Linked DNA regions of Homo sapiens: region 2 is linked to region 1. Evidence: read pairs that join two places in POLR2A ChIA-PET (ENCODE). Cell type or tissue: CD4-positive, alpha-beta T cell. All regions are shown on one strand. Each heading gives the region's core, and the rest is flanking DNA. Links, peaks and the distances in the headings are about the cores only.

Region 1 (10,826 bases), core at 3,407-7,406:
AATGCTTCAGATCAAGTAATTGGTTTATAAGAGAAACTTGGTGCCAAGGGAAAGATAAACATTAAACTTAAAAAAAATGGTCTGTAATTATGTAGAAATGAACCCATCACTTTGATGGGATTAGATACATTTGTTTTTAGGTATAATTTACATGGAGTAAAATTAGCCCTTTTTAGTGCATAGTTCTACCAGTTTTAACAAATGTATACAGTAGTGTAACCACCACCACAATCAAGATACAGAAGAGTTACATCATATGAAAAAAGTTTCCTCATGCCTCCGTAGTCAACCTCTCTAACCAGCCCTTGGCAACCAATGATTCGCTTTCTGTCCTAATAGTTTTGTCTTTTCCAGACTGTCTTATGAGTGGTATCATACAGTATGTAGGCTTTTGAGTCTGGCTTCTTTCACTTAGGATAATGCATTTGAGAATAATCCATGTGGTTGCATGCCTCAGTTCATTCATTTTTATTGCTGAGTCATATCTCATTGTATGGATATACCTACAGTTTGCTTAATCATTAATTCATAAGTAAAGGACAAATATTTCTTTTTAACGTAACACATATAACTAATGTGGTACCTTCCATTTTTTTTTTTTTTTTTTTTTTTTTTTTTTTTTTTTAGACAGGTTCTTGTTCTGTCACCCAGGCTGGAGTGGGTTGTGTTCATGGCTCACTGCAGCCTCAAACTCCTGGGCTCAAACTATCCTCCCACCTCAGCCTCCTGAGTAGCTAGACTACAGGTGTGTGCCACCACCCCAGCTAATTTTTTGATTGTTTTGTAGAGATAGAGTCCCACTATGTTGTCCAGGCTGGTCTTGAACTCATGGGCTCAAGCAGTCCTCTCCCCACCATCTCCCAAAGTTTTGGGATTACAAACATGATGGTGCAACCATGGCTAGCCCAAAATAATATTTATAAGGTTTAGGGATTTATTTACTAATTGTCAAAGACAGGTGAAGACAGGAAAAAGAGAAAATGCAAATAGAGTATGCATTAATTTCAGAAATGTGAATGTCACTGCCCAGTAGACTCGTTTTCAGAGCAGTCAATTTTTTTTTTTACTAGTGTATCTTTTAATTGTCATTTAATAGCTACCCACCACAGCTGCCCCCCACCCTTCCCTTTAATGACGACGTTTGCAGGCTTCAGGGGACCAGGGAACAAAGCTGGGGCCTGGTAGCCCCACTACGCTGCCAGCCGGGAAGAACAAGTCACAATTACAAATTATCACAACAATTAGCGCCTGTACTTGGGGGATCTGCAAATTGAGGAGGCTCCAGCTCCTCATTGTACAGGGGTCTATTTGGCAGTGACCTTGCTCTGCAGACGATGATATTCCTATTCCTTCAGCCTGAGGGAATTGATGTTGATGAACCCGGTGGCATCAATTGGCTCATAATCACCCTACACGTTCATGCTCACCGGCTCCTCGTTGTAGGGAGAGAGTGGGGACTCCCAGCCAAGGATGTACACCCGGCCCTTGAGGACGGACACCTGCGCTTTCCCTCCCACTTGCCCCTAGGACTTGGCGATGCAGTGGCGGACAAATTCACACTCAGGGCTATGCCAGAAAGCGGTGTACACCAGCTCAGCAAATTTCAAGCCCAGGCCTTGTTTGATTTTGCACACCTCCCAGTCCATGGTGAAGGCCTTGATGTCTAAATGAGTGTGGTAAAGGATGGTGCCTGCTGGGGTCTCATAGATACCTCGGGACTTCATTCCAGTGAAGCGGTTCTCCACGATGTCAGTACAGCCCACACCGTGTTTGTCCGCGACTTCGTTCAGGTACATGAAGAACTCCAAGGAGGTCGGGTGGGTGGAGCCATCGTTGACGTTGGTCACCTTCACGGGGACCCCTTTTTTAACTCGATCTCGAGGATGTCAGGGGTGTTGGGGGCTTTGACCGGTTCCTAGGTCTTCGTGTAGAGACCTGGAGGCACTTGGTTCTTGGGGTTCTCCAGGATTCCAGCCTCGTAGCTGATGTGCATGAGGTTCTCGTCCATGTTCCACGGGTTCTTGGGAGTGACCGGGATAGGAATCCCGTGCTGCTTTGCGTATTCCATCAGGTCATTACGGCCCTTGAACCGGTTGTAGAACTCGGGCATCCTCCAGGGAGCAGTGCCCTTTATCTGGGGGACCAGCGAGTACCAGGTGAGCTCAAACCGGACCTGATATTCCCCTTACCGGTGGCGCCGCGGGACACCCCCTCCTGCTGGGCGATTTCCACTTGTTTGCTGGCAATGCAGGGCCTGGCGAGAAAGGTGCCCAGGAGGTAGCGGTCCTCATACAGTGTGCTGGACTGGATGGCCGGCCAGATGAACTCTTCCACAAACTCCCTGATGACATCCTCAATGAACACCTTTTTGGCCCCAAGTTTCAGTGCCTTCTTCCTGGCTTCCTCGAAGTCTTCCTTCTGGCCAGTGTTGGCCAGGTAGGCAATGACATCATAGCCTTGTTCCTTCACCCACACGAGGATGCAGGAGGTGTCCAGGCCGCCACCATAGGCCAGAACTCTCATGGAGCCTTTGCTGGACATAGTGTCTGGGATTGGAGGCGCGAGTTCCCAGCGTCTGGAATCTGTCTTCAGGGTGCAGTGAACCACTCGGGCTCAGGCAGCAGTGGCAGGCGACAGAACAAGAGCAGTCAGATTTTTTAACCATTGTTAAAGGTTTCCAGTTCTGTGCCCTTCTGGAAGCAGTGTGGCCCCAGACTGACAACTGACCCTCAAAGAGGAAGGAAAGCCCTCACCTTGCTCCCCGACAATACTGCAGTGCTGTTTCTCCTAACTTGTAACTGATGCTTCCCTACTCTGTCCTTGGAGCTGGTGAGTATCGGACTTAGCTGAAGCTGATAATCATTTCTAGATTTTGCCAATGCTTTGCCTTCAGTTTCCTCTTTATGCCTGTTTTAATCCATTAATATCCTTCTCACCATGGGTTTTCTTTGATGACTTGGAAAGCTATTTTCTCTGTTTCTAGTTATTTATTGAAAATTGAAGTTGCCATCCTTTCAGCTCCACAACATTCTCTGAAGCCAAATTTGTGACTTCAGGTTGGATGTCGATGGGTGAGTAATCAGACATGTGGGGCCATGCCCAGTTTAACTTCAAATATTCACACTAAATGGAGGGAAGAAGAGTCAAGAAAAAAAGAGAGGACAGAGTTTGATATGTAGCGGTCTCTTTATTCATTTAATGGTAACAGGAAGCCCTCTCTGTCTCACGCCTGCTCCCACCCACAGGTCCTGGTGTACATGTGGGTGGTGGGAGTTCTAAAAATTTGATCTAAGATATAGTCAAGGGGGGAAAAAGGTAATTTAGAAGCTTCTATTTATTTAGCTTTAGGATTCTTCCACACAAATTCTAATAAGTGTCTGTGGTGTTACGGTTTCTGCTATTTGGAGATAGTACTTTGGATTTCTATAGAAACTCTCTGTTGAATAACAGTGCTCTGGAAGCCCAGAGCTAGGGGAATGCTGGGTGCGTGACGAGGCTTTTTTAGGGTTAGAAGTGTAAAAGCAATAGGACCTTTAAAAAAAAATGACAGTGACAGATAAAGAAGTTTACCCTCACCCCCTCCCAGCACTATTTGTGCCTTAAAAAGAGAAAAACAAAAGTTCTTTTTAATTTAAAGTGAATTTCTAAGGAGAAAAAAATTTAATTGTTTTTAGAATATAACTGATTAAAACGAAAACTGAATGTTGAACTTGAGAAAACCATACAAATTAAAGAAAATGCACATAAGGTTTAAAAGAAAAACTTCCTGTGATATGATGACTATGCATATTCAACACAACTTTGGAAAACATTGTTTTTTCACTTTAAGGAGCAATCTTTCCCTTCACTTAGTGCTCTAGTGAGCAATTGTTCAGGAAGAGTAAGAGGGTGGGTTTTCTTAGAGGTCAAGAATCAGAGCTGTAGGAGACTGAATTATGGGCTTGACTGGAAGACTGTGATACATTGATGAGCTTCTTCACGACTCCAAGGGATGATTTGTTTGTGCTTTGATACATGGTATTTCAAAACCAAATTGTACGTGTATTCACCAACAAAAGAAACTGAAGAAATTGCATGAGATTAAAAGTTACAAAGATTGTTGTTTTTTTTTTTTGTTTCTGAGTCACAAGCAAGTCATTTTTGAAAGCACTGTGCTCAGCAAGACAGGTTTATAAATGAATGCTACTCACAGGTGGAAACTAGAATGAACAAAACCACTAAAAGCTACATAAAAGGTTTCTTATTTTTCTGTACTGCATGATTAATTAGAGCCATTGGGTGAAAAAGAGAGGAAAATTGCTTCTCTTTGTTGTATTTAGCTGTTAGGTAGTTTTTATTAGATATTTATATAGGTATACCTTTTGTCACGTGTATAAATGAGAGCCAAGTTCATTATTTGAGGTCTCACTGATTGGGATTTATGATAAGTCACATAGAGATGGTTTTAAGTTTACCTCTGCTTAGCAAATGAAAAATAAAGGACTGCGAAGGGCGGATTGAAAAGATGAACCTTCTAAAGCATTTTGGAAGCTCAATATGCAAACAACCAAGACACTAATTAGAAATGCTTCCTGTTTATCCTTAAAGACAAGAAGCCTGAGAATTTCTAGAAGGCAATACTTTGTTACCCTGAGCAGCTGTACATTTTTCTTTTTCTGTATATTTTAAGAGAAAAGAGTTTTATGTGTACTTATAAAGAAATCATTTATATGAATTTCAGAATAAGAGTCCTGCAATTTCTTTGAATTTATGACCATTCATTGTCAAACGGAGATTACGGTGGTCTAAAATTCAAGACCATGACAACTTTAAAGGAGGTAAACAGAGGAAAATCTTGGGACATATGGCAGGAATGCCTCTGAAAGGAAGTTGGCAGGAGCTAAGAGGCTGAGGCCTGGGGGAAATAAATAATAACTCAAGTGCCCTCCAGTGGAGAGGAGGCTGAGAAGAGGCCACTCTGCCATGCTCCACAGGCCCTAGACCACTCCCGGGCTCCTCAGGTGTGAGTCTGTGCTGATTTGCTGACATCACCTCACAAGCCTCACAAGTCCTGACACAGCAAGGCCAAAAGAAACCACTCAGGCAAACGGCACATTCTGGGATCTACAAGTCTCCTATAAGTAGCTGTTCCAATTTCCAAATATTAAAACAAAAAAGCAAGCTCATTAAGAACTTGCTGATGCATTCTATTTTTAAAATAATAATAAAAAATAATTTAGGTGATACTGCATAGCTCACAAAATATTTCCACGTGCATTATCTTACTTAATGCAAACGACAATCGCGTAGGGGTGGATTCGATTCACCTAGCTTTGCTTACAAGACGGCCCAAGCATCGAGAAGCGAAGAAAAGCACTTAGCACACAGGACTGCACAGCCACCCAGCCCTCTGCGGGTTCCCAGGGGGAGGCGCTCGAGGGTGAAGTACAAACCCATCCCCAGGCTGCGAAAGAAAAGTCTACGAGCTGGCCTCTGTGGGAGGGTCAGGGCCCAGGGTATAAACATAGACATGCTGTGCAGCGGTTTCTGTTTCTTTCACGCACGGCACAGAAGGAAAAGCGTTTGGGGTTCAGCTCTGCCAGGAAATAAATACATAACCGGCCTCGTGGTGGCCATGCTGCAGGTGGCACACTCCGAGCAGGCCCCTTGGGGGATGAGAGGGGCATCTTCTGCTAAGCATGGGAACAGCCTTGGGCGCCCCCAGTGCTGGGGAGAAAGAGGGCCCCCCTCCCCTCGTGTGAGTCACCAAATCCCTGAGCGACTTAGGTGCTCCTGCCCCACCCTCTTCTCTACCTCAGCCCAGCCTCTCAAACACCTTGATCCGCAGACGCCCCCAGGTTGGTAAACCGACTGAACAAGAGGGAAGAGGCAAGTTCCGTGGGTCAGGGCATCACCGAACAGGAATCCCCGGAGACACGCCCAGGAGCCGAGGAGGGCAGAGGTGCTCCAGTCGGGCCGCTGAGCCATCCTTCTTGGCTGGGCTCTGAGAAGAAAGGGGAGTGGGCACTGTCCGCTGGAAGTGAGCTGGCTGCCTATGACCCCTAACAGCTCTAAGCCCGAGGGTTCTGCGTGTTCAGATTTCTTTCTGAGTGGCCCCTACCACCCTCGTCCTGCATAAAAAAGTATTCAGGGACTCAAGCTAGGCATTCTGTAGAGATTTGAACATTCGGTTAATTTTCCTTCACTGTATTCTCAGATACCTGGACATCTAGCACAGCGCAGGAAGATGCAGTTTCCAGTAGATTTCCAAATATCTCCTTAGCTGCCCTCAGACATCGCCAGCCCTTGTTCTGCCTCTAGGAGACTCCCAGAGCTGTGTGCATTTCAACCGGGCCCATGTTTTGAGATTTGGGGATAGGTGGTAGGGTGCATTTTCTGAATAGAGAGGGTGGCCACTGGAAGAACCATAAAATTAGGAGTTGATTGATTTGAGCTTGAGTCCTAGTTCCAGCAGTGAAAACCCGCTCTGGACTTGTACACATGTGTCTGAATGTTGGCTCTGTTCTGCCACACTGTGGCCTGTGACTTTTAATAAGTCCTTTAACTTCTCTGAGCCTCAGCCTCCTCATTTGCAAAATGGATACAATTACCAACCTCATAGGGTTGGACTGAGGATTAAGTGAAATAATGCCCAATAGGGGAGCTGGCACAATGCCTGATACTAATACTACCCCAAATAAATGACAGATGTACTGTCTTACTCCTTTCTCTCTGAGCTTCAGTTTCCACATAAGAAAAAAATTGGGGGGCAGGGATAGTACAGATCCTTCTAGCTCCTCAGGGTAGTTGTGAGTCTCCAATGAGATAATGCATGTGAAATCACTTCCACCACTAAGAATGTGAAGTTTTAATCAATTTTATCAGGTTGACACATTAGGGCCCTTCATCTGGTCCACACCAGGGTGGGAAAGTATGGGGAATAGTGGATCTGATTTGATGTGGGATGAGGTAAGGAAAGGCCCTGAGAATGGAGCTCTGTCTAGGACTGAGAGAAGGCACCATTGTTCAGTACAACTGGAGGCAGCAGAGTGCTGGGAGAGGGTGCCCTCAAAGAAATGACGAGGGCCGGGTATGGTGGCTCACGCCTGTAATCCTAGCAATTTGGGAGGCCGAGGCAGGTGGATCATGAATTCAAGAGATCGAGACCATCCTGGCCAACATGGTGAAACCCCGTCTCTACTAAAAACACAAAAAATTAGCCGGGCATGGTGGCGCGCATCTGTAGTCCCAAGTACTCGGGAGGCTGAGGCAAGAGAATGGCTTGAACTCGGGAGGTGGAGGTTGCAGTGAGCCGAGATCGCGACACTGCACTCCAGCCTGGCGACAGAGCAAGACTCCATCCCAGCTACTTGGGAGGCTAAGGCAGGAGAATGGCGTGAACCCGGGAGGCGGAGCTTGCTGCAGTGAGCCGAGATCGCGCCGCTGCACTCCAACCTGGACGACAGAGCGAGACTCCGTCTCAAAAAAGAAAAAAAAAAAAAAAAAAAAAAGAAGAAGAAGTAATGAAAAAAGGGGTGGATAGGAAACCAAGAACAAACTCTGGCCTGGACACAAAGGAATGTTCATGTATTGACTGTACCGAGAGAGTGAGTGGTCTGACTGATGCCTCACAGATGAGCAGGGGCAAGACCAGGAAGCAAGTCCCATACCCTGAGCTGGGACCCTCCGTGCCCCACATCACTTCTCAGATGACACAGAAATAGAGACAGCACTGGGAGTGAGGGCGAAGGAAAAAAACTATGTAGCCTTACCCTGAAGATTATGCTTCTCATCTTAAAAAAACCAGATATCTTCATTTTGTAACTGCTGTGGGGAAATAGAAGAAAATTGATTTTTTTGTCCTTTGAGGGAATTATAATGATGTCTGGGCTACTCAGTTAAAAGCTGGGTTAAAAACATGAAGTTAAACTATATGCTTTTCTTAAGAGATCAAGATATTCTTTCACTCTTTCCCTTCTGTGTGCAGGATGTTATTGTTTTAGATTGAAAACACACTTTTAACTCAAGGTAGGGAAAGAAAATGGAGTGGGAGAACTAGACAGCCAGAAAGCTCTTCAAACCTAGTGGGACTCGTGGTTCCTCCATAACTTGGTCTTAGCATGACAGGACCGTTACAGCCTCCACTATAGTGTCTCTCCCCTCTCTCCCATCCTTGTTCTTCTGTATCCTCCTACCTCTGCTTGTCTGTGTCAGCCTGGCTGCAGGTCTTAAATGGGGGGAAAAGATCTCTGTTTTCTGTACAGGTTGTATAATCATATACAATGTCAAAGAAAAAAATGTAGGGTTGACGACTGGCCTAATACATTCTGAATCATAATCATTTACTGCTGATTGAATAAACTGTCCCTTCGTAGTTGCCACTGATGATATTCCCAGGGTACACATGAGGTGGAGTGGGATTCAGAGGGTTCAGAGTCCCTCGTTTGCTCAGAGCTTCCCCTGAGAGAGGACCAGAGCTATGGATAGAATTGGGGTGCCCCAGAACTTGGGGGTTGTCCCCTCTGATGATCATGTTTACTCATGCTTTTTGGTGATTAGAGTTCTTACCACTTGCAAATAACTATACTTTATAAGAATACATCTAATAATGGGATACTACTCAGCAATGAAGAGGAACAAATGTGCATGCAACATCTTGGATCATGTTAAGTGAAAGAAGCAAGACTCAAAAGGCTACATACTGTATGATTCTGTTTATGAGATATTCTGGCTTTTTTTTAAAAGGCATAGGGTCTTGCTGTTTTTCGTTGTTGTTGTTTGTTTGTTTTCTTTGAGACGGAGTTTGGCTCTTGTTGCCCAGGCTGGAGTGCAATGGCGTGATCTCGGTTCACTGCAACCTCTGCCTCTTGTGTTCAAGTGATTCTTATGCCTCAGCCTCGCAAGTAGCTGGGATTACAGGCATATACCACCATGCCCGGCTAATTTTGTATTTTTAGTAGAGGCGGGGTTTCTCCGTGTTTTCAGACTGGTCTCGAACTCCTGACCTCAGGTGATCCATCCACCTCTGCCTCCCAAAATGCTGGGATTACAGATGTGAGCCACTGCACCCAGCGCCGGGGTCTTGCAATTGCACTTGCCCAGGCTGGAGTGTAGTGGCTATTCACAAGCACGATCCCACTACTGACCAGTACAGGAGTTTTTACCTGCTCTGTGTTTGACCTGGGCCAGTTCACCTCTCCTTAGGCAACCTGGTGGTCCCTCGCTCCCAGGAGGTCACCATATTGATGTTAAACTTAGTGCACACACCCGGTCAGCAGAGCACACTATACCCCAGAACTCCTGGGCTCAAGCCATCCTCCCGAGTAGCTGGGACTACAGGCCTGTGCCACTGTAACTGGCTTATGAGATATTCTGGAAAAGCCAAAATGATAAGGACAGAAAACAGATCACTGGTTGACAAGAGCTGGGGAAAAGGATTGACTCCAAAGGGGCATGAAGGAATGTCTGGGGTGATGGAACTCTTCTATATCTTCATTGTTGTGGTGGTTACACGACTATAGGTGTTTGTCAAGACTCATAGGACTGCTCACTAAAAAGTATGCTGTGCTCTATGTAATTACACCTCAATAAACATGACTAAAAATTTTTTTAAACTATGAACAAAGATTGACTGATATATATATATATATACATATATATGAGTGTTTAGAATAAAGTATACAGATGTCTGCAATTTATTTTTAAAGCATTAAAAATAAGATTTATCAAAGGATTGATAGATAGGTATATGGTTAGGTATGTGATGTAGGTGGTAGTTATATATATATATATATATATATATATATATATATATATATATATATATATAAAATATCCATAGAATATATATATATTCTATGGATATCCATAGAATATATATAATATCCATAGAACATATATATTATATATAATACAAAAAGGTTATATATATATTTAGTATATTCACTGTATAATTATTTCAACTTTTCTATATGTGAAACGTATTAATAATAAAATGTTGGAAAACATTTGAAAATACATCTAATGTATTTTCTTCACCACCTATGCCATTTAGAGGGTTGCTTGTAGACCCATACACTTGCTTTCATACTCTCTGATGAGTTCAAGAGTACTCTCCCTCTCCCCTTCAAACCATCCTAATAGGAGTAAAGTTTCCCTTGGTCCAGAGGGGAAGAGCTGAGCTCTTGGGGTTCTTTGCCGACTCACTTACATGAATTTACTGTCCTCCCTTTGATGCGGTATCAGCAAGCGAATCCTTTATGGTGTTTTTTTTTTTTTCACTTGCTTGAAAATTGAAGGATTGGATTAATTTCACTCAATTTGTAACAAACCTCAGGGAACAAGCTTTGGACAGCAGCAATTCAAAGTGTTAGCAAGTATCTCAGACTCCGTTTTTCTTGATATTGCCTGGTTCTTTCTGCAGGCTCAGGCTTTGTGTGCCTCTTTCCATCCCACCCTGTAATGGAGATAAGAACTAAGCCACCTGCTCCCAAGCACAAGAACCTCTCTGGTGCCTCAGAAACCAGGCACCCCTGGAGCCAACCCTTGATGGGATTGGAAATGGTCTTCTTTCCAAATCGCCCTCTGTTTGGTGGAGGATGAAAAGATCTCCCCTTCAAAGAGTATGTGAGGCATAGTTTTTTGATAATAGATATGCATACCTTCTCCCGATTACCCTGACCTTTAAAATAGCCCAGTTTCCAGCTGGAAACAGAAAGAGCAGCACAGCATGGCTGGAGAGTCACAGACATCAGGCCTCCATAAGTAAGTACGTGGACGGTTCAATTCCCAACCAATACAATCCGCTTTACAATTATAATCATTTTTTAATATTTAAGTGGTTCAGA
Region 2 (10,826 bases), core at 4,927-8,926, 200 kb before region 1:
GTTAGGTGCCAAGCTAACATGCTAGGTGATAGGGCAAACCTGTCTATGTTAACTTCAGAGATGATAGCTGACCCTGTTAATTTTGGGGTTACTGAATAGGTTGCTCACTTTACGTATTTATTTATTTTTATTTATTTATTTATTTTTTGAGACAGAGTTCTTGCTCTTGTCACCCAGGCTGGAGTGCAATGGTGCGATCTCAGGTCACTGCAACCTTCGCCTCCTGAGTTCAAGCAATTCTCCTGCCTCAGCCTCCCGAGTAGCTGGGACTACAGGTGCCCACCACCACGCCCAGCTAATTTTTTGTATTTTTAGTAGAGATGGAGTTTCACTATATTGGCCAGGCTGGTCTCGAAGTCCTGGCCTCAGGTGATCCACCCGCCTCGGCTTCCCAAAGTGTTGGGATTACAGGCGTGAGCCACTGCGCCCGGCCTATTTATTTATTGTTAAATGCCTGTTGAGTCATAAGGTTGCTCACTTTAGTTTGAGTGGTTGCCTAAGAATTGGTGGCTGCTTAGATTCATAACAATTCCAGGAAGCAAACAGAAGGCACATTATAAAGCCAGAAGCCCCTGTCACCATGCAGAGGCCACCAGCATCTCCTCTGACCAGTCCTGGATAATTAAAGAAGCAACCACATCTGAATGCAACAGTATAGTTGGAGGACAGTGGATATTTCCTACTTGTCTAGGTGTGGGGAAAAGCATAAAATAATGAACCAACACACACAACTTTTATTTTGTCTCAATAGCTATGATCCTTGAAGCAAGGTTCCGGGTTTACAGTGACACCAGCTCTCACAGAGGCATTTTTGTGTTGCTTTAGTGCTTTGCATCTAGTTTTAAGAACTTAATGTAATAACTTTTGCTATTCCATATAAGAAAATATGGAAAGGGTTCAGGCTTTGGGAGTCAAACATTTCTAGGTAGTAATCCAAATTCTGTTACTTAACTAGTCTTAGTCAAGTTTAACTCCTTGGAGGCTCAGTTTCCTAATCCATAAAGTGGGATCATAGCATCGACCTTGTTAGAGATAAGACAGCTAAGTGATGCTGCACGGTGCCTGGTGTTTAGGAAGTACACAGTACTTGACAGGTATTATTTCTTGTTTTTCTGACTACTGGAAACTCTTCAAGGGTAAGGACTGCTTTTCCTTTATTTCTACAGTGTCCACAAAACCCTCCATATAATACCAGGGACACAGTAGTCACATAATGAAGGTTTAGTCATGAAATATGAATTTGAGGGAATAAACATGAGAGCTGAATTGGAATAACAAGAGAATATTTCACCTGTGGCTAATGCCCTAAAAGTAAAAGATGCATATAGAATAGCCAAAGGAAGGCTATGTCTTACCTGTTGTTATTTCTTTTTTATTTTTTTATTTTCTGAGATGGAGTCTCGCTCTGTCACCCAGCTGGAGTCCAGTGGCGCAATCTCGGCTCACTGCAGCCTCCACCTCCTGGGTTCAAGTCATTCTCCTGCCTCAGCCTCCTGAGTAGCTGGGATTACAAGCATGTGCCACTAGGCCTGGCTAATTTTTGTATTTTTAGTAGAGACAGGGTTTCCCCATGTTGGCCAGGCTGGTCTCAAACTCCTGACCTCAGGTGATCCACCCACCTCGGCCTCCCAAAGTGTTGGGATTACAGGTGTGAGCCACCGCGCCTGGGCCCCTGTTGCTATTTCTAAGGGCACATTTCGAACACTGGCCCCTCAGTGTGACTAAAGAGTATCACAGACCTGCTCCCCATAAACTGCACACTCAGATGCGTATATATCCTGCTACCAGCATGTTCACGATTCTTTAATTTTCCTTCTCTCTTTTTGGTAGGAGGTGAGAGTGGTCAGCCCACAGAACAGCTTTTTGAGCTAATTCCACTGAAAGATCATAACTGTGTAGCAAAGAACTACATAGAGTTCACCCTTTTGGACCAAAATGGCGTTAGAGTGGATTATTTTCTTGTGAGTACACAAACGTTCCATTACATATTAGCTTAGGCAGTGCCTTAGACAAGTTAAACAAACGGAGTTCAACATGGGACCTTTTCAAGGACAAGGAGAGGCCATGTTTAACTTTCTTGAGCTGATCTGGATTTTGATGAGAGTTAGTTTTTAGAATGACAGTATAAATTGTAAAGGGCTCCCAGGGGACCAATTCCTCTTGTATGAGCCAATGTACTTAAACTACAGATTCCTGTTCCATCTGGATGGCTATTGAATTAAAGCTGAGGGAGAGATAAATTACCTCTTCCCTGGAAGTAAGAGTGATGGCTTTTAAAATTAAAAATATTCCAGCTCTTTCAGCCAATAGTTAGATTACTTGACCCCAAACTGCTCATAAGACATGCCTGTGTGCACACACATATACACACACATATGTTCACCATAATATTTTTAGAGTTGGACACTATACAAATGCCCACCAATACACAGTAAGAAAATAAATTCTAGGATATTCATACATGGACATGCCATTCATCCATAAATATAATGAAGTAGATCAATATGTTCTATCGAGGAAAGAAAATAACCATGATATATTACATTTAAAAATCCATTATGAAATAGGATAGTGTGATCTCATTTTAAAAATTATGTATGTTAGCATATATATAGATACAATCTGAAAGAAGAGGCAGTATGTTATTAATAGTTTTCTCTGGGGGCTGGACTTAAGGGGTACTTATCTATATTTCTTTAGTTTTGATTGCTTTATGGAGCACACATTATTAATACGCAGAAAAATTATTTTTATAAAGGAATAAATGCTAAAATATTAGTAGTAAATGATAGGAAATTAAACCAGCTTCTGGCTTGATGGCCATGGTTTAGTGTCTTACCTTTTCCCTGAAATGCTGATTTTTGGAGGCTGCTGCCAAGTAAAGCGTCACAGCCTCACTAACTTCGTTGTCCTCTCTGGTTAATAGCAGAGCCAGAGTCCTGAGTACTTCCTGCTGGGCCAGGAGGTTGCTGGGAGCAAGGTCACTCATGGTTTGTAGCAGTTTTTCATCTCTTAGTGATTGCAGAGTCTGAACCATGGAAACTGGAGGGTAAGAAGGAAGGAGATTTCATGTTCTGACATGCTAAAGTAATCAGCTCATTACAAATATAAATAGAACTCAAGTACATAAGAAAGTATAGTATAGTAACTCCAATACATATGAAAAATTAGCATCTGATAAAGATGGTATTTCAGATTGGTGAGAAAAGGACAGACTATGCAAATAACTACATTATAGTGATGGGCAAAACACATGGGAAAAAGTGAAGGTGGGTTTCTATCTCATAATGGCTACAAAAATAACTTACAGGTGAATTAGCCCAAGGTAAAAATATACAGAAGAAAATACAATTAGACATTTTTTACAATCTTCCTAATATATGTATGGCAGACTTAATTGCTCCTCTTTTAGTCAAACCTGTCTGGCAAAACCCCAATCCTGGGTGAACCCAGTGCAAAAACCAAGTCTGCACTGAGGCAACTGGGCCCCGATGGAGCAACCTATCTATCTATTTATTTATTTATTTAATGTTTTTCTCTTTTTTTTTTTTTTTTTGAGACAGAGTCTCTTTCTTGTTGTCCAGGCTGGAGTGCAAATGGTGTGATCTCGGTTCACTGCAACCTCCACCTCCTAGGTTCAAGTGATTCTCCTGCCTCAGCCTCCCAAGTAGCTGGGATTATAGGCGCATGCCACCACGCCTGGCTAATTGTTGTATTTTTAGTAGAGATGGGGTTTCACCATGTTGGCCAGGCTGGTCTCAAACTCCCGACCTCAAGTGATCCACCCGCCTTGGACTCCCAAAGTGCTAGGATTACAGGTGTAAGCCACCTTGCCTGGCCAGAGCAACCCATTTTGTTGGTTGGAATAGGAAGACAATATTAAAAAATAAGGTTTTGAGTCCCATTTGGACAAATTAACCATGTTCCATGAATAAAGAGTATACTCTACTCCCTAACCAGAAATCCAGCATGATCAACCATTAGTCACAAAAACACTGGGATGAGAATATGTCTGGTCAGTACAAATGGAAAAATAAAAGCCAAAATTCATGCTCCATGAATAAAGCAACATTCTCTACACAGTAGACAAATTTGTGATTTATTTAGATTTTTTTTTTTTGCTTAATTTCCTATTTTCCTTGCTGTGAATGCTCTATCAATTTCACTGCTTTGTAAATAAACACCCTAGTAAAAAGCCTGAAAGGAAGCATTATGGATTATAACATCTAAATTAACAAATCACAGAAAATAGCCTAAATGCCCAACAATATAATCAAATACATTAGTATACATTCAAATGCGGAACTATTAATCTCATAACTAATATAATCTAATACAAATGCTTTCAAAGAATAAGATAGAACATAATATCAAATAAAAAACAGGATCAATACTCTATAAGGCATAATTACAATTTGGAATGTAAAACCCATGTACATTCAACTGAAAAATGCATTCAATTTAAAAAGTAAGAGGAGAGATTGGAATTTCTTTCTTTATACTTCTCTGTTTACATTTTTTTTTTTAATAATGAAGGCTTTTCCCTTTTATAATGAAAGAAAAAAGACACTTAAAATGTTAAAGGTTTTTTTCATTGTCATTCCCCATTGTTGTTAGTAAATGAGTAGGCCTTCTTGGGGACCGTGTAATAAGAGCCTAGAGATGTAAACTGCCACTGATGCAAACTGAGTAATATAAACATTTTCTCAGAAAATGGATTTAGATTGGGACAAATTTAGTATCAATAAATGAAGACTATAATATTATAAAATAAGACTTTGTGGTCCTAAAACAAGGTCTTTCTGCCCATGCTTTCTCTTCCTGGTCCTCTGTGCTGGTGTCTGCCTTGTAAGGGGTTATGCACAGACTCTCTCCCATGCTCCGTGCTGGTACAGTGCTGGGTGAAGGAAGATTTTTCTTCCTTCACTATGATGCCACCCAATGTGCTGACTGTGTTGTTGCAGGATTTGATGTTCTGGAGAGAGAAGGGGTAAGCCTGGGCTTGCGCCAGACATGTTGCTGCTGCCTGGTGCCGTGCCAGACTCACCTAGCTCCAAAGAACACACCTCATTCCTCTTGTCCCTTTTAACCTGCATTGGTCAAGGCTCTGTGGATTTATAAAGCACAAACCTGGGAACCAGAAACCAGCCCCTCACTACCTGGCTCCACTCCCAAAGTGGAGTTTTCACTTGATTTAGATTGCTATTTTATTTCCAGTCTCTGAAGGGCCGTGTGGAATGGCAAGAACCAGCTTCATTGCTGCATGCCTGCACTGGCAGCTGTTCTTGTACCCTGGACATGGAGCCCTGGAGTTAGTTTTCCACCTTTTCCTCCTTTCCCTTCCCACCATGTTACCTACCTGCCTTCTTTGAAACCCCATTTCTTCCTATTATTAATGAAAGCCTCACCAAAAAGGGCAATATAAAATAGTATTGCCTGTAGGATTGATCCGACTAATGGCAAATACATTACTGAAGGAAATAAATTACAGTGAAAGCTTAAATCATTTACCAGCTTCCTGTAAATGGTACCTCTCTGCCAGATGATTGAGTTGCTCCTAGTGAATCCCTGGTTCATTAACAAGGGGCTCACTAATGTTAAAAGTCCAAAAGTCACTTAAAAGGCAAATTGCACCTCTACTGTGGACTTGAAAAATAAAAGGCCATCATTGCCAAAAGCCATGATTTAAAAGAGCAGAGATAACGCCAAATTGAGCCACCACTACAATGTGACAAAAGAACATGTCCCACCTTGCCTGGCCAGCTGGCTCAGGTAACTCTCCAGGTCACTGACGCCGTGGCTGGTGAAGTAACTGTAATACTGGAAAACAGTGACGACTTCCGAGGACAGGCTGGAGGAAAGCAGAGGCTCAGCCCGGTCCAGAATTTGGGACACCAGGGTTCGAAACACTATTCGGAAGGGAAAGACACAAAGCAGCTTTAGATAGATGACCATTCATTCATTCATTCATTCAATAATTTTTATTTTTATTTTTATTTTAGAGACAGGGTCTCACTTTGTTGCCCAGGTTGGTCTCAAACTCCTGGGCTCAAGCAGTCCTCCTGCCTCAGTTTCCCAAGTAGATGGAATTGCAGGCATGAGCCATCACACCTGGCTCAATAAGTTGTTTATCTTTTATTGTGGTTGAAGATAGAGTGAAGTAGTAAAGTAAGCAGCTGGATGGTTTTGCACATGTGCACACCTGTGTAACTGCCATTTAGATCAAGATATGGAAGACGGCCTGCATTCCATAAGGTTTTCTTGTGCCCCTTCCCAGTCTATAGCTACCCTTCCCTTCCCTTATATATAAAATATATAATGAATAAATATTATATATGTGTGTGTAGGAGAGAGATAAAAAGGAGGAGGAAGAGACAAGTGAGAGAGGAAAAGAGAAGGAAGGAAGGAAAGAAGGAAGGAAGAATGAAGGGAAGAGAAAGAAAGGGAAGGGCACAAATAGGCAACTAACAATCTGACTTCTATCAACATAAATTAGTTTCACCTGTTCTTGAACTTCATGTAAATGGAATTATATAGTATGTACTTTTGGTGTCTTTTTCCTTTTACACAACAAAGTATCTGTGAGAATCATTCAAATTATTGATTATAGCAACAATGTGTTCTTTTTAAAAATTGCTGGCCCAGGGCCAGACACAGTGGCTGACACCTGTAATCCCAGCACTTTGGGAGGCTGAGGCAGGTGAATCACCTGAGGTCAGGAGTTCAAGACCAGCCTGGCAACATGGCGGAACCCTGTTTCTACTAAAAATATAAAAATTAGCTGGTCATGGTGGCATGTGCCTGTAATCACAGCTACTGGGTGGGGCTGAGGCAGGAGGATCGCTTGAACCTGGGAGGCGAAGGTTGCAGTGAGCTGAGATCGCGCCATTGCACTCCGGCCTGGGCAACAGAGCGAGACTCCATCTCAAAATAAATAAATTAATTAATTAAAAAAAATTGCTGGCCCAGTGTAGTGGCTCACAACTGTAATTCCGGCACTTTGGGAGGCCAAGGGAGGATTGCTTGAGCCCAGGAGTTCAAGACCAGCCTGGGCAAGAGACTGAAACCCTGTCTCTACTAAAAGTACAAAAATTGGCCAGGCATGTTGGCATCTATCTACAGTCCCAGTACAAAAGGGGAAGAGGCAGGAGAATCTCCTGAGCCCAGGAGATTGAGGCTGCAGTGAGCTGTTAAAACATCACTGCGTTCCCCCTGGATGACAGGGTGAGACCTTGTCTGTATTTTGTTTTTAAAAATTGCTGTGTAATACTCTATGCTATGAGTATATTACAATTTATCCATTCTCTTGTGGGCATTTAGGTTGTTTCCAATTTTTGGCTCTTGTGAGTAAAGCTGGTAGGAACCTTCATATAAATGTCCTTTCTTGTGAACATAGCACTTTATCTGTCTTTACATATTTAGGAATGAATGTGCTGGATCCAACGGTAGGGGGTATATTGAGCTTTAGTAGAAACTGCCAAACAGTTTTTCCAAAGTGATCATACCATTTGACACTCTCGTACTGGTGAAATTGTAATGAAAGAAGTATACACATAGAAATAACAATACATAAGAATGTAGTAGCTTTATTATTATTGAGATGGAGTCTCAGTCTGTCAGCTGGGCTGGAATGCAGTGGCGTGATCTCAGCTCACTGCAACCTCTGCCTCCCAGGTTCAAGCGATTCTCCTCCCTCAGTCTCCCAAGTAGCTGGGATTACAGGTGTGGGCTACCACGCCCGGCTAATTTTTGTATTTTTAGTAGAGATGGAGTTTTGTCATGTTGGCCAGGCTGGTCTCGAACTCCTGACCTCAGGTGATCCACCTGTCTCCGTCTCCCAAAGTGCTGGGATAACTGACGTGAGCCACTGCGCCTGGCCAAAATGTAGTAGCTTTAAATGTCACTGCTGATATTCTGAATTAAAACAGTTCAACACTTTCTTTTCTTAAATCTGAGTAGATGATGTTTTCCCTGGACAGTACACTTCTTTTTTCAGGGATGGCCTTTTGTGTGTTTCCCATCTGCAGGCAAGTGGTAGGAGGACCCCTCTCCCCCGACCCCCACCCCAATGCCCACTCTCACACTGAAGGACAGAAATTCTCTCTCTACTGCTGCCTCATACCTGGGTCTGCAAGTCCTGGATATTCTTTGTTGACAGTTCTGGCAAAGCTGGCCTCCAGCTGCTTCATCACTCTGTCCGCTGGGCTGTGGTAGACACCAACAGGGCTGCAGCACTTGGTCCAGAATGACAGCAAAGACAGCTTTTTGTGAAATTCTGGTATGGCTGGAAAAGAAGAGCAACCCCCCATCTCGTAACACATTTTATTTTATTTTATTTTATTTTTTTGAGACAGAGTCTTGCTTTGTTACCCAGGCTGGAGTGCAATGGCATGATCTCAGCTCACTGGAACTTCCGCCTCCTGGGTTCAAGTGATTCTCTTGCCTGAGCTTCCCAAGTAGCAGGGATTACAAGCATGCACCACCACACCTGGCTAATTTTTGTATTTTTAGTAGAGATGAGGTATTACCATGTTGGTCAGGCTGGTCTCGAACTCCTGTCCTCAAGCAAACCACCCACTTCGGCCTCCCAAAGTGCTGGGATTATAAGCGTGAGCCACCACGCCTGGCCATAACATTTTAAATGAAGCAGATGAAGACGTGTTGGGGAAAGGGTGTGTATGTGGGGGGTCTTTAGGGACTTTTTTTCTCCCCATAAGACTGTGGTTAGTTTTCAGATGGAACTAGCAGATTCCTGTGTGGTCAGCAGATGGCCCGAAGGGTAAAGAAGTTATGACGAGGAACTCATCCTGCTTGGGGAGCAAAGAAAATAGAGCAAAAACAAGTTCGTTTGCTGTGAGTGATAGGAAATACAGGAGCTCTACCCTTGGGCAGCATTCCAAACTTGTGATTTCCTATAACTCCACAGCAGAAATCATACAGGATCAAGGACTCAAACTGGAGGAGAGTTTCCTGAAGGGGATGGGAGGTAGCAGCAGGTGGCTGGAGGAAATTTTTACCCTGCCCAGGTGGTTCCCTGACTGAAATGACTGAACAGCATGGTACCAGGTGGGACAGGAACAATGTTTCACTTGAATGTGTCATGATCATGAGGAGGGGGCTGGGAGAGGAGAGGACACAAGTCACTCACAGCCTGAATGTCCTGCCCCTCTTCATGCCCCTCAGAGACCGGCCAAGGTCACCTACTTCTAGTGGGAATGGATGTGGGAGGCAGAAATGCACAGGGAGAAGATAGAGGAAGTTTTAGGCTTAATCAGAGATTATCTGGAAGACCCTGTTTCTGCTGAATATCTGATATGAAAACAGACATAAATTTTGGTTTCTACAAAAGTGCCCCATAGCCAGATCACACAAATTCAAAGGCATCTTTCCCAGGTCAAATTCTTCATTTAAAACTCTTAGAATCAGGAACTCTCCTGGAGGCGTTTGCATCCATGTATTTGTACCTTTCCCCAGCAGGGTCTGGCAGGATCTTCCAATTGACAGTCACTACAGGAGTTGTCTTAGCCACCTCCAGGGTGCAAGAGCATCCTATAGTCATCTGTCCCTAAAGGGAACCGCACCAGCAGAAAGTCTGTGAAACTCTGCCTGTGAAGTGGATGCTGTTTTTGTTTCTGGGTCTGACTTCTGGGGGTGGAGGCCCTCTGGAAAAAACTGTGTGTCTGCTGCTTTGACTCAGAAAGCCGAAATGTGACATTAATGAGCCCAATTTGTTTGGAGACCTTTCTCAATCCTGTGACCTAAGAATGCTTTTCTGTTTTTCCAACAAAGCAATGAACATGCATAGGGAGTGGACTGGGCTAGTGGTGTCATCATTTACGTGAATAGCGGTGTAACTGGCAGATACTTACCTTCCACAACAGAACTGATATTTCCTATGTTCTCATCACTGACAGCTGCGAGTTTCTCCATCACTTGGATCTGCCTAGAAAGCTTCTCTAAGAGACTTCTTGCCACAAATGGGGTTTTGCTTGAGAAAACAATTTGCTGGTAAAACAAACAAAACTCCTGTTTCAATTATGTTGTTTTCAGTAGAGCTTTCTCTACCCAGCCTCATCCTTCCTGAATGTGGTGATGATACTAAATAAACTCATGCGATGTTTTTCTTCCAGCTCGATAATGATCCTCATTCCATGCCAGTTACAACATCTGATGAAATCAGGCATGTTTTTGTTGCTTTGCATTTCTTCGTGTGTGCATAAATTCTGGAACTTTCTCAGTAGTAGGTCTACAAGGTTATTATAAAGCTGCTTTCCCTTTTATGTATTGTGAATCTGATCTTCCCCTTTGAAACGTGAGGGGCAGTTTAGGCTGTGTCTTGGTGTGTAAGCAGAAATAGATTTGTCTTACAAATGCAGTAATTTTTCACAGCATGGTTTTATTTTTGTGTGTGTGTTCAAGCTGAAAGTTAAGAGCAGGTTAAATAATAATGAGAATTACAATCAGAGCTGTCTCTTGATAACAAATGAGTGCTCACTATGTGCCAGGCACTGGTCTGAGTTCTGTATAAGTGTTAGCTTATGTTATTTCTCAAAACAACCCAATGAGGCGGGTCTTATTGATATCCCCATTTTACTGATGAGAAAATTGAGGCACAGAGAGGTTAAGTAACCTGCCCAAGGTCACATAAGTTGTAAGTGGGTTTATTTGTGTGCAGTTCACAAGAATGAGAAGACCTAAGAGAAGAAAGGATATAAGTCATTTGCTGCCCAATGGTTCTACTCCTTTCTGTGTCTCAGAGACCTGTCTCAATCACCTGGTAGCCATAGATGCAGAACACAGACCTGTACTACTATGCTGAATTGTTT

Evidence for each region. ChIA-PET counts read pairs that join two places held together with the same protein. Peaks named below come from ENCODE experiments on the same cell type or tissue, not always from the same donor. Only the 100,000 strongest peaks of a DNase experiment are listed, where the experiment ranks them.
Region 2: POLR2A ChIA-PET joins it to region 1 with 7 read pairs; 10 of 35 experiments call an interaction of 5 or more read pairs at or near these places.

Annotation. Positions count from the first base shown.
Region 1 is chr6:25,021,944-25,032,769 of GRCh38, forward strand. All of the region lies in intron 1 of LOC102724765 (a long non-coding RNA gene), which reads right to left. It also overlaps a transcript of RIPOR2 not described here, the pseudogene ASS1P1 and the pseudogene RN7SL334P. Among named protein-coding and RNA genes, the nearest start is that of RIPOR2, 91 kb to the left of the region's middle. RefSeq lists an enhancer at 5,509-5,748. In CD4-positive, alpha-beta T cell, for the core only: CTCF peaks have their summits at 5,406 and 5,649; DNase peaks (open chromatin) are centred at 4,978 and 5,458; H3K4me3 peaks cover 1,158 bases; H3K27ac peaks cover 2,694 bases.
Region 2 is chr6:24,822,387-24,833,212 of GRCh38, forward strand. RIPOR2 (RHO family interacting cell polarization regulator 2) reads right to left here. Exons shown (of 22, transcript NM_001286445.3): 16 at 9,870-10,005; 17 at 8,123-8,284; 18 at 5,751-5,909; 19 at 2,840-3,042. Among named protein-coding and RNA genes, the nearest start is that of ARMH2, 29 kb to the left of the region's middle. RefSeq lists enhancers at 4,555-5,056, 5,057-5,556. In CD4-positive, alpha-beta T cell, for the core only: no CTCF peak of the experiment used is centred there; no DNase peak of the experiment used is centred there.